Linked DNA regions of Mus musculus: region 1 is linked to region 2. A link is a contact called in ENCODE POLR2A ChIA-PET data. All regions are on one chromosome and are shown on one strand. Each heading gives the region's core, a stretch centred on a gene start or an enhancer-like site at or near the end of the contact. The rest is flanking DNA. Distances are from core to core; before and after follow the strand shown.

Region 1 (5,148 bases), core at 1,285-3,784, 56 kb after region 2:
TAGCAAACAAAACTAGTCTTGAATGAATGTAGAGTAAACTACCAGTTATAGGGTACTGAGAACTCTGAGAGGACAGGAACTGTGAATCACTTGTAACATTTCAGAGACATGATTATGGCCCAAAACAGAACACTGGAGATGGGCAAGAACGAGACTTGTCTAGCATGCACAAGACCCCCACCTCTGATCCTCAGCGAAGAATTAAAACAACAGAAGTGGCTGGGAGTCTGGGAAAGATGAAAAGAAAGAAGCTGGCTGGTCTTTTAAGTTTAGGACTCTTAACTTGAAGAATTCTGGAGTTAAATGCCACATCGGCAAGAATGGTAATTTCTTCCTAGGTTTGTGGTGAAGCCCTGGAGATCACCAAGAAACTTCAGTAGGCACGGAGAGGGATACAGTAAGTGAAAACTTCTAGAGTTTATGCATGGAAAGATGAAAACATCCAGGAAAGAATTAGTAAGCATAAAGGATCTAAATAAATTTGTATCAATGGAGGTGATAAAACAGACATAAAACAACCATAGAAGCTGAGAACATAACTCGGGAATAACAGTGCTTGCCTAAAATGTGTGAAGCCATTTCCAGAACCTCAAAAGCTGGGCATAATGGTACATGCCTGTAAGGACAGCACATTGGACACCGGGCCACGATGTTTACAAGTCCAAACTCAGAGATCTTGGGTTTAAAACAATAAAGTACTTAACACCATGGCAAAATACCACAACAGTTAAAAACAACTCAAGTTCCTGAGCTCAAAGACATTAGCTTCTTTAAAAACATCAGTTTTGTTGGGCGTGGTGGCTCATGCTTTTATTCGTAGCACTAGGGAGGCAGAGGCAGGTGAATTTCTGAGTTCAAGGCCAGCCTGGTCTACAGAGTGAGTTCCAGGACAACCAGTGCTACACAGAGAAACCCTGTCTCAAAAAAAAAAAAAACAAAAAAAAACAAACACAACACAACAACAAAAACCCAACCACTAAAACCCACTAGTTTTAGCTGGGCAGTGGTGGCTCCCGCCTTTGACCCCCAGCACTCTGAGGGCTGAGGCGGCCGGATCTCTGAGTTCCAGGCCAGCCTACTCTACAGATTGAGTTCCAAGACAGACAGGGTTACACAGAGACACTATTTTTTTTTTTTTTTTTTTTTTTTTTGATTTTTCGAGACAGGGTTTCTCTGTATAGCTCTGGCTGTCCTGGAACTCACTCTCTAGACCAGGCTGGCCTCGAACTTCGCCTGCCTCTGCCTCCCGAGTGCTGGGATTAAAGGCGTGCGCCACCACGCCGGGCTCTGAAACTATCTTAAAAAACAAAAGCACATTAGTTCTTTTCCTGTAGTAGTGAAAAATTATTACTGCTTTTGTAAACAGGAGGGGCAATAATGGCAGTTAAAAATGATAGCATTTAGAGACTAATGGGCTATACCCAACTAGCAACACCTTGCACCTAGAATTAAAGTTTTTTGTCTTCACATCAGGCCTACGAAATCAAAAATCTCAGAGGCTGAGCCAGTCAATGTATATTTTGGCAACCCTGTGGGTGATTCTGATGTGAGTCGCTGACTTAGATTTTCACACAGGATGTAGAAGTTGACAGAATTTCACTGAGGGAACACAGTGAATTTGTGGCACGGCTCACGCCTCTCATCTCGGCATCAGGAGGCTGCCGAGGAGGGTCGATGCGGATTCTGTCCGTTTCTGAGCTTGAGGCCCGATGACATCTAGCTCTCTGTGTCCCAGGAGCCTCTACTTAGAAGCGTGTACATCAGTCCAATCCGTACACTGCTTTGCCATCTTGCCTCCCTTGGGTAAGCTCGGGTGTTTTCTCCGGAGGCCGGCAGTAGCCTAGGCCTCCGCAGAGCCCTGGCTGCCTCTCACATCCCAGGTCCAGGAAAGCCGGCAGCCAGCTGTGGCAAACACCACCGGCAGGGGAGGGACAAGTACCATCCCATTCCCCAACCACAACTCACTGCCGGAGACGAGCATAAAACTCCTCCGCCGCGCGGTTCATTCGCGACCACATACCGCCGTGGCCTCCGTCCATTGCTAAGAAGTTAAACTGAACTGCGCGCCCAGACAATGACGTCAGAGGCCATGACCCCGCCCCGCCGGAACTACTTCACGCTTTAAGTTCGGTTTGTACTCAACGCTAACACATTGCTTTAATTTAGTAGAGCATCCCCTCAATTTACTATTCCAAAAGTCTCCCATTTCTGTTAGGGGGGAAAAAATGGACTAAAAGAGATGTTATGATGAGGGTGGGCGGGATGAGGAGAAAGATAATTCTCGCGAGAGTTGTGACGAGTTACGAATTATTCCGCGAAAAAGAGTCCCTCCTTTCTAATCACTCTTTTTAACTTTAAAAAAAATGAATACATAATTTTAACACACGTCACGCAATAATATTACCTTTTGAAATTTTTACATGTAGCAGAAAGATAGATCGTGTCTCTAATTTGATTTTGATAAGGGGCAGGATGCGGAAGACGAGTGGAAGGATATATAGAGTACAAGTGACAAGTCTTTCCTTTTCCTGTGGGAGCAGCCGGGTAGAGAGGAGCGTGGCCTTCTCCTCTCCCCGTCATGGTGAGTGGAGGTCTTCTACACTGGGCTTCCCCCTGGTCTGGGGGGCGGCTATAGAGGAGGGCGAAGGTTCAGAACATGGAATCTGCAGAGAGGAGACGAGGGAAAGGAAACCTAGCACCTTTTCTGGCCGGAGCTGAGTTGTGGGCGCTGAGGCAGCCATCTTAGAGGCAACGTGGGCAACAGCGCCAGGTGGATGGTAGAGGAACCTTTGGGATCTTAGCTTTTCTTAGTTCTAAGCTTTGCTTAGTTCTAAGCAGGGTTGCTGGAAGCCGAGCGTTTTGATGCCAGAGACTTGTCAGGGGTTCGAGATCGTCCGATGACAACTCCGCACAGGCCGTGGCGGGTCATGTGCTTTCAGTCCGGAGAAATTGTCTTCAAAGAAAAGGGCTGAAGGATATCTGAATTTATGCTTTCCAGGAAGATTGCCTTCACCTCTTTAAGACAATTTCTGGAAATGCATGTCTTCGTTACTTTATATGATGTAATCTAGACCTTTGAATCTTAAGCGAGTTTTCAGTAGTAATTAGTATATTGTTTTACCACGAATGTTTATCTGTAGATGGATTAAGGTTGTTCTGACCACAGTAATTTGGAGACTGTTAGATTCATCGTTAAACCGACTAGATAGGTTGTCCTATTGTGAGACGACTTAAAGGGGGGTATAGTAGAAGAGATGGTATAGTATCTGGAAGGGCACATGGGAAATAGGTCAGACCTAAGTGCTGGTGGAATCCTCAGTTAAGAGTCTTTCAGAGTATCAAAACGTTTCTGAATTTGAAGGGGTCTGGAACATTGGATAAATGAGCAGGCCAGCTTTGCTGAAGTTGGTGAGGGTAGAATTAATTTAACATGTCCTCATTAAACAGTATCTATGAACAGTTTTTATAATGTTGCTTCCAAGTTTGTTTCTCATTAAAATTGATAGATTTTCAGGTTGTCCTTTTGCTGTAAAACTATTGAAATGATAAACCCAGTGGTGGTTTACTGTGTTGCTTGAATTTGGGGTCTCCTGCAAAGCAATACTTGCCTCAAACTGATTCCACAGATTGGCCTGTATATGGCCTCAAATATTGGGACTTTTACTTCTGTATTTACATATTTGTCTCCAGATATCAAGCTCTTGACATTTAATTATGGGATGAATGTGTCTCCAATGTTGTCAATATAAGTACTCTTGATTATTTTTAAGTGAATCCATTATTATTATTATAACATTATATGGTTTTATTGGCATTGTATTTCCTGTCTCACACAGTTAACACCTGCCTTCCTAGTCCCCAGGGAGTCATATCTGTTTGCAAGTACTAATAATGTGGGCTTTAAAATCTAGGTTTCAAATACAGGAGATGGTACTTCCTCTGTTTTAGTTACTTTTTTTATTCCTTCCAAGGCTTGTGCCCGTCCCCTCATATCGGTGTACTCCGAAAAGGGAGAGTCATCTGGCAAGAATGTCACTTTGCCAGCTGTGTTCAAAGCTCCCATTCGACCAGATATTGTGAACTTCGTTCACACCAACTTGAGGAAAAACAACAGACAGCCCTATGCCGTCAGTGAATTGGCAGGTATGGATTTGCATTCGTCATCATGGTTATATACTTTCCAGGGCTCCTTTGCAGTAAATGATGAGATTCCATTGGTCCGTGTTTCTGAACTACATGATTTTCCTTGGCTATTCTGATACTGCCTTTATCATGCATTAGTTTTAAGTCATGGGTTTGTTATGAGTTAGTTCCTAAACCTTTTGTTCTTCCCAATTTTAGGTCATCAGACCAGTGCTGAGTCTTGGGGTACTGGCAGAGCTGTGGCTCGAATTCCAAGAGTTCGAGGTGGTGGGACCCACCGATCTGGCCAGGGTGCCTTTGGAAATGTATCCTTGATTAGTGCTCTTGGCAACTGACCAACTGGACTTAGGCTAATTAATATTTGAATCATGTTTAAACATACTAGAGTCTCTCTAGACAAAAATCTGGAGATGTTTGGCTGGGAACTTGCAGTGATGTCGTAATTTGCGTCTTACTCTGTTCACAGCGACAGTTGCCTGCTGTCAGTATGCTGGTTCAGAAGGTTGACGAACATTGTTACTGAGCAAGTAGTAATCTTGTTAATTTTCTAAATTTGAAAAAGATGTTAATTCTTGACAAAGAAAACAGATGTGTCGTGGGGGACGCATGTTTGCACCAACCAAAACCTGGCGTCGTTGGCACCGCAGAGTGAATACAACCCAAAAACGATATGCCATCTGTTCTGCCCTGGCTGCCTCGGCCTTACCAGCTTTGGTGATGTCTAAAGGTCTGATGCTTTGATATGTGACATTTAGTTTTAACTTGTACCTAAGTAAATTGCTTTCATGAATTCTGTTTCTCTCTGCCTGCTAAAGTCACTTATGCTTACATCAACATAGTAGGCTCTTATCACATTCTTATAATGTTCTTGACTGTCAAAATGATGAAATTCCACTTAATGGTCCGTGTTTCTGAAACGCATGATATTAGTGGAAATTCTGATTTGGCGCAAATTGCATGATGGTTTATTTTGAGGTGTGGTGCAAAGTGAGACATCTGCCACTG
Region 2 (5,646 bases), core at 1,838-4,337:
TGGATCCCATTCCAGATGGTTATGAGCCACCATGTGGTTGCTGGGAAATTGAACTCAGGACCTCTTAACCTCTTAACCACTGAGCCGTCTCTCCAGCCTGCCAAATAAATATTTAAGTAGAAGGTCATAGTTACATAGTTAAGGGCAATCCTGGTCAAGAGGAGACCCTTCCCACCTATGATCCATCACTGTCTCAGGTCCAGTTTCTCTTAACAAAATGGTCTTATCATTTCTCAGAACTGTGTGACATCTCTTTCTGGGAGACAAACTTTTTCTGACTGTCACTAGACTTCACAGGTCTGGGAGGGGCACGAGTATCTCTCTTTAGAATAATTTCACTCCTGCTGGGTCAGCATGGGTTCCCACATGGTGTGTGCTTGGGGACCGGTGGGGACCTGTGGTGTCATCGGATTGAGAGCCAGAGCTTTCACCTTGATGAGGGTTAGCATCACAGTCACAGAGTGCAGGCCGAGTCGGACCCTGACAGGACGGTCAGTGGATGCCAGCTTCCCAGTCCCTTGCTGATGAGAATGAGGAAGAAGCTGGGGTTGGAAGGGCAAGAGTGCCTCTCAGTCTTTTGACACACGTTGTTGTCAGCCCAGCATGGACATCAGGAACTTTAACCCCTATGCAGACCTCAGACAGCCACCGGAGTGTGTGTGTGTGTGTGTGTGTGTGTGTGTGTGTGTTTGTGTGGCAGGGAGCAGCAAGGAGAGGCCCAGCTATCAGGCCTTCTCCCCTTCCAGCCAGAACCAGGCCTGGAGTCAGTGGGATGAAAGCCAGGCCTCTCCTCAGACCCCAGGCAGCCCCATCATGCTGGCTGACCAGCCTTTCCAACATAAACACGAGGCCCAGGCTCCTGGGTAGGGACATTTTTCAGAGATGACATCAGCTCTTAAAGTGGTATGTTTCCTGCCACTGTCAACCTAGAACACAGCATGCCTAGAGCCCACTGGTTGGAAAGGGGGTACCACAGAAATAGCCCATGGGGGCTATGGTCACTAGGAGAGATGCCCAACGGCCCTCTCAGTTGTGAACATGACCTGAGCTGGCATTGCAGGAATAATACAAGGAAAGAGAAGAAGTCCTAGCCCACCAGGTCCCCAAACACACCTGGGAGCCTGAAGATTCAGTCTCAGCCCCCAACTGGACCCCTTAGTGTGCAGGTATCTACCTTGCTGTTGTCTCTGGACACCAACCAGAGGGAGGGCCTGAAGGACTGCAGTCAATGGGGTGGAGTGGACCTGAAGGCTAGAGGTCATGTCTAGGAGGGACTACCTCAAAACAGCTGTTTTGGGCTAGAGGAATATCTCTGTGGTTAAGAGCACTGGCTGCTTTTCCAGAGGACCTGGGATCAATTCCCAACACCCACATGGCAGCTAACAACTGTCTATAACTCAATTTCTAAGGTATCTGACATCCTCACATAGACATACATGCAGGCAAAACACCAATGCATGTAAAACATAAACCATTGCTGGGCGTGGTGGCACACACCTTTAATCCCAGCACTTGGGAGGCAGAGGCAGGTGGAGCTCTGAGTTCGAGGCCAGCTTGGTCTACAAACTGAGTTCCAGGACAGCCAAGGCTACACAGAGAAACCCTGTCTCGAAAAACCAAAAAAACAAAATAAAACAAAACAAAACAAACATAAACCATTAAAAAACGATTTAATAAAAGCAGAGCTGAGGGGGAGGGTATAGGGAACTTTTGGGATAGCGTTTGAAACGTAAATGAAGAAAATATCTAATAAAAACTTGTTTTTGGAAAAAAAAAAAGAAGAAGAAGGCAAAGCTGTTGCAACTCCCTCACTCAGACACTAGAACTAAATAAAGCAATCTGTGAAGGTTGTGGTTGTCCACCCAGTCAGTGTCTCAGTGACGTGTTGGTGAGACAGAACACCTAAGGGGGGCGGGAAGGAGCAGGAAGTGGCTGGCCTCGGGCATCTGCAGTCAGGAAGCAGAGATGGGATGGTGTTGCCCACATTCACTTCGGGTCTTCTGACACTGACCCTATATAGGTAATTCCTAACAGACACAGCCAAAGATTAGTCTCCATGTTGACTCTAAGAACTATCAAGTTGACAAGATTAACTAATCCACAGTGTTAGCCACTTTTTAAGTTTTTCGAGACAGGGTTTCTCTGTGTAGCCCTGGCTGTCCTGGAACTCACTCAGTAGACCAGGCTGGCCTCGAACTCAGAAATCCGCCTGCCTCTGCCTCCCAAGTGCTGGGATTAAAGGTGTGCACCACCACTGCCTGCCAGTGTTAGCCATTTTTATGGCAATTGTAAAATTCCGTTTTGCCCCACACTGTTGAGTGTTGACTTCTCTGACTCTAGGGATCTTGGGTGGAGGGGCAGGCATACCTCTGTACCCCAGGGGAGCAGGGCTCTGAGAGGAGGCAGGGACAAGTTCACTGGTAACATGGAATTGCAGGCTGGAGGGCTGGGGATAGGCAGCTCTAGGGACTTCCCGAAGGTGGAGGAGGTGGCCTAGGGAACACTTGGAGAATGGATAGAAAAAGCCCAACCACAATGGGGGAAGGCCTGAGGCTGAGAGAGACGCATTCGGGGAGGCAAAGGAGGCTTCAGGCTGAGTGGATTATCAGGAGGGGAGGCGCCTCTGATGGAGGCTCTTTGCTAACAGAGCTGCTTTGGGATGGAACCAGGTGGGAGAATTGACTCACACAGTTTCACAGATAGCAATGGCAGAATGAGAAGCTGAGGAAAAGATGAGAAATCTGAGGAGAGGAGGCTTATGTGGAAAACCCAACATCACCTTCTTGAGAGATCCCCCCCCCCCCCCGTGGCAGCAAGAAAGGTACACTGAAACATTATCACCCCAAGTCCCAAGTGGTCCCAAGTCCACACCCCCTCCTCAGGATGCCCAGGACTGTGCTGAAGGTTACATGTGAGGCCCAGAGGGAGCTGGGAGGACGAGGTCACCTCCCCCGATGCCGCCCTTCTTCCTTGGGAAGGAGCCAGCTGGATGCCCAGGCCCAGTGCCAGGCTACTGCTGACTCCATTGCTTTTGGTCAGCTCAGCATTCTGGCCTGTGCCCTCCCTGTGGAATTACTGAGACTCTTTGTTGGTGTCAGGCCACAGATCACACCCCTGACTAGAGGATTCCATGCCTGTAGGTTCTGCTTTGGTGGGGAGTGTGGGGCCCAGGAGTCATTCAGAGAGACTGGTAACTGACAACAGTGGCCCTGGGGGTGTCGAGGGCTGAACACCATCTTGGGTAAGCTGGTGGGCTTAATCAGAAAGGGGTTCCCAGTGGGAAGAGATCTCTTTCTGACAGCTAAGGACAGAGGGCCCTAGATAGGGAGAGCACCCCATACAGGCTACACAGTTGGGAGGTAAGAGGCTGAGGGGTGCTCTAGGTTTTGGGGTTCCCCCAGCAGACTGGCACTTTCTGAGGCAGAAGTAGGTTCCCCACTAGATAGGAGCTACTTGAGAGGTGTGGGCTGCATCATTCCAACACACCATGATCAGAATGGGAACCAGTTTGAAGTTGGGCCCATTGGCTCAGCTTCTGCACATTGTTTAATGCAGGGTCCCACACACAGCTGCTGTGTGCCCAAGCAAGCCGCTCTGTGGCCCCTTTCCTTTCCCTCCTGGCCTGTGTCCCTGAGCTGACAGGGGCTCTTAGGCATGGAGGAAGGTGAGGTGTCATGAAGCCAGTGTGGGTCATCATCCTTGGGTGGATCCTGCTGGTGCCCAGGGTAGGGACTGCCTGGAGAGGACCCCCAGAAGAGGCATCCTTCTACTATGGAACCTTTCCACCCGGTATGTCCATTCCTCCACTATTCTGTCCTTAGACTGTCTGTCTGTCTATCCATTTGTCAGTCTCTATTGGTCTTCCTACCTTGGCTGACTTGCCAAGGAATTGGAATTGGATGCTCTGGCTTCCTGTCTCATAGGATGGGGAAAACATCCACGTGAATGTTCTAGAAGGAAATTCCCTGGTAGAAAGATGGAAGTCCAGGGTGGGAGGATTGTCTGTCCATCCCTGTGTCTGTGCAATGCTGAGAATCCAACTTAAAGTCTTGGCCATGCTAGGCAAGTACTTTGGTATTGAGCTATATCCCCAACCCAGAAACTTTTTAAAAGTTACTAGAATTAGAATTCATCAGTTAAGAATGTTTATTTTAGGACTGGAGAGATGGCTTAGCACTTAAGAGCACTGACAGCTCTTCTGAAGGTCCTGAGTTCAAATCCCAGCACATGGTGGCTCACAACCATGGTGGAGATCTGATACCCTCTTCTGGTGTGTCTGAAGACAGCTACAGAGTACTTACATATAACAATAAATCTTTTTTAAAAATGCTTACTGCTCCTATACAGGCGTGGGGTTCAGTTCCCAGCACCCACATCCATCTGGTAACTCATAACTGCCTGGATTTCCAACTCCACGGGATCCTCTTCTGGCCTCTTCAGACACCTGTATTCACCAGCCGTCCTACCCAACACCCCCCACAAATTGATAAAAAATAAAAATCTAAAGCAAGCTATTAATATCTACAGACAATGGATGCTAATTAGAGCTGTAATTGCACACAAAAATGTTTTTAATTCTGTATCTTCCCTCTCCCTGTCCCCTACATTCCTATTCCAGGGAGCTGGGGCAGGGCACCCTGAGCCTGGCCACCATAGAGTTCCCAATGTAGGTGAAGTTGGAGTGGTGGTCCAGGGCCTGGTGTGGGATCTCTCTCTACAGGCTTCTCCTGGGGCGTGGGCAGTTCTGCCTACCAGACAGAAGGTGCATGGGACGAGGATGGGAAAGGGCCCAGCATCTGGGATGCCTTCACACATGGCAGAAAGGAACAGGTGCTAGGAGGTGACACAGCAGACACAGCCTGTGACAGCTACTATAAAGTTCAGGTGCGTGAAGGGGGTTGTGTGTGCCATCCTGCCTGAGAGGTGGTGAGTGGCATATGGGGGCATCTCACTGACAATATCAACCTGATGTTCTGCTAAACAAACTGTACCCAGCACAGCCCAAGAGAGCGCGAGGCAGTGGTGGATGAGGCTGGGAGTGCCAGGGTGTAGGAAGAGGAAAAATGAGAAGGGCCAGCAACCAGGTGCCAAAACAACAACAACAACAACAACAACAACAACAACAAACAGTGACTTGGCCCCAAAACCTGCAGGAGGGCATGGGGCAGCTCACTCTCAGATCCCCTGTTCTCCTTCAAGTTTACAGACAATCTTGCATGGACTTCTGTATGTGATCACATTGCCCAGTGTGGAGCCGGAACTCATAGTATCGTCATTTTAGAGGACATCCTTGAGGCCCCCAAGACTTGTCTCCTGCTCCCTCATAGCCCAGGTGACCTATCCCTGCTTCCCCACCCTATCTATACAGGAGGACATTGCCCTGCTGAAGGAACTACAAGTCAGCCACTACCGATTTTCCCTGTCTTGGCCGCGGCTCCTGCCCACGGGGGTCAGAGGTGAGTGATAACAGTCCCTCCCCAGGCTCTGTGGGGATCAGTGTCAGGCAAGGGTGACCAGCCCAGGAGCATGGGCTCAGCAGGTAACTGAGCTCCAGGTATATCGATGGCATTCTTCTATGGCTCAGGACACTGGGCTATGGTTGCTTCAGCCTGCAGAAGGCCAGGAGACCCAAGAATGTTGTGCCCC

What was found. ChIA-PET counts read pairs that join two places held with the same protein, here RNA polymerase II (POLR2A).
Region 1: POLR2A ChIA-PET joins it to region 2 with 27 read pairs in Patski. The contact joins the promoter of Rpl4 here to the promoter of Lctl in region 2. POLR2A ChIA-PET finds 5 or more read pairs at or near these places in 3 of 5 experiments (Patski and embryonic stem cell).

What each region holds. Positions count from the first base shown.
Region 1 is chr9:64,170,853-64,176,000 of GRCm38, forward strand. Rpl4 (ribosomal protein L4) reads left to right here and starts at 2,535. Exons shown (of 10, transcript NM_024212.4): 1 at 2,535-2,581; 2 at 3,972-4,143; 3 at 4,342-4,448; 4 at 4,732-4,870. The coding sequence starts at 2,579. Zwilch (zwilch kinetochore protein) reads right to left here and starts at 2,079. Exons shown (of 19, transcript NM_026507.4): 1 at 1,966-2,079. The coding sequence starts at 2,039. Gm23344 (a small nucleolar RNA gene) reads left to right here and starts at 4,196; the gene lies at 4,196-4,263. Snord16a (small nucleolar RNA, C/D box 16A) reads left to right here and starts at 4,580; the gene lies at 4,580-4,670. It also overlaps Gm22571.
Region 2 is chr9:64,114,060-64,119,705 of GRCm38, forward strand. It overlaps Lctl (lactase-like), which reads left to right and starts at 3,088. Exons shown (of 14, transcript NM_145835.2): 1 at 3,088-3,241; 2 at 3,556-3,789; 3 at 4,721-4,884; 4 at 5,369-5,456. The coding sequence starts at 3,675.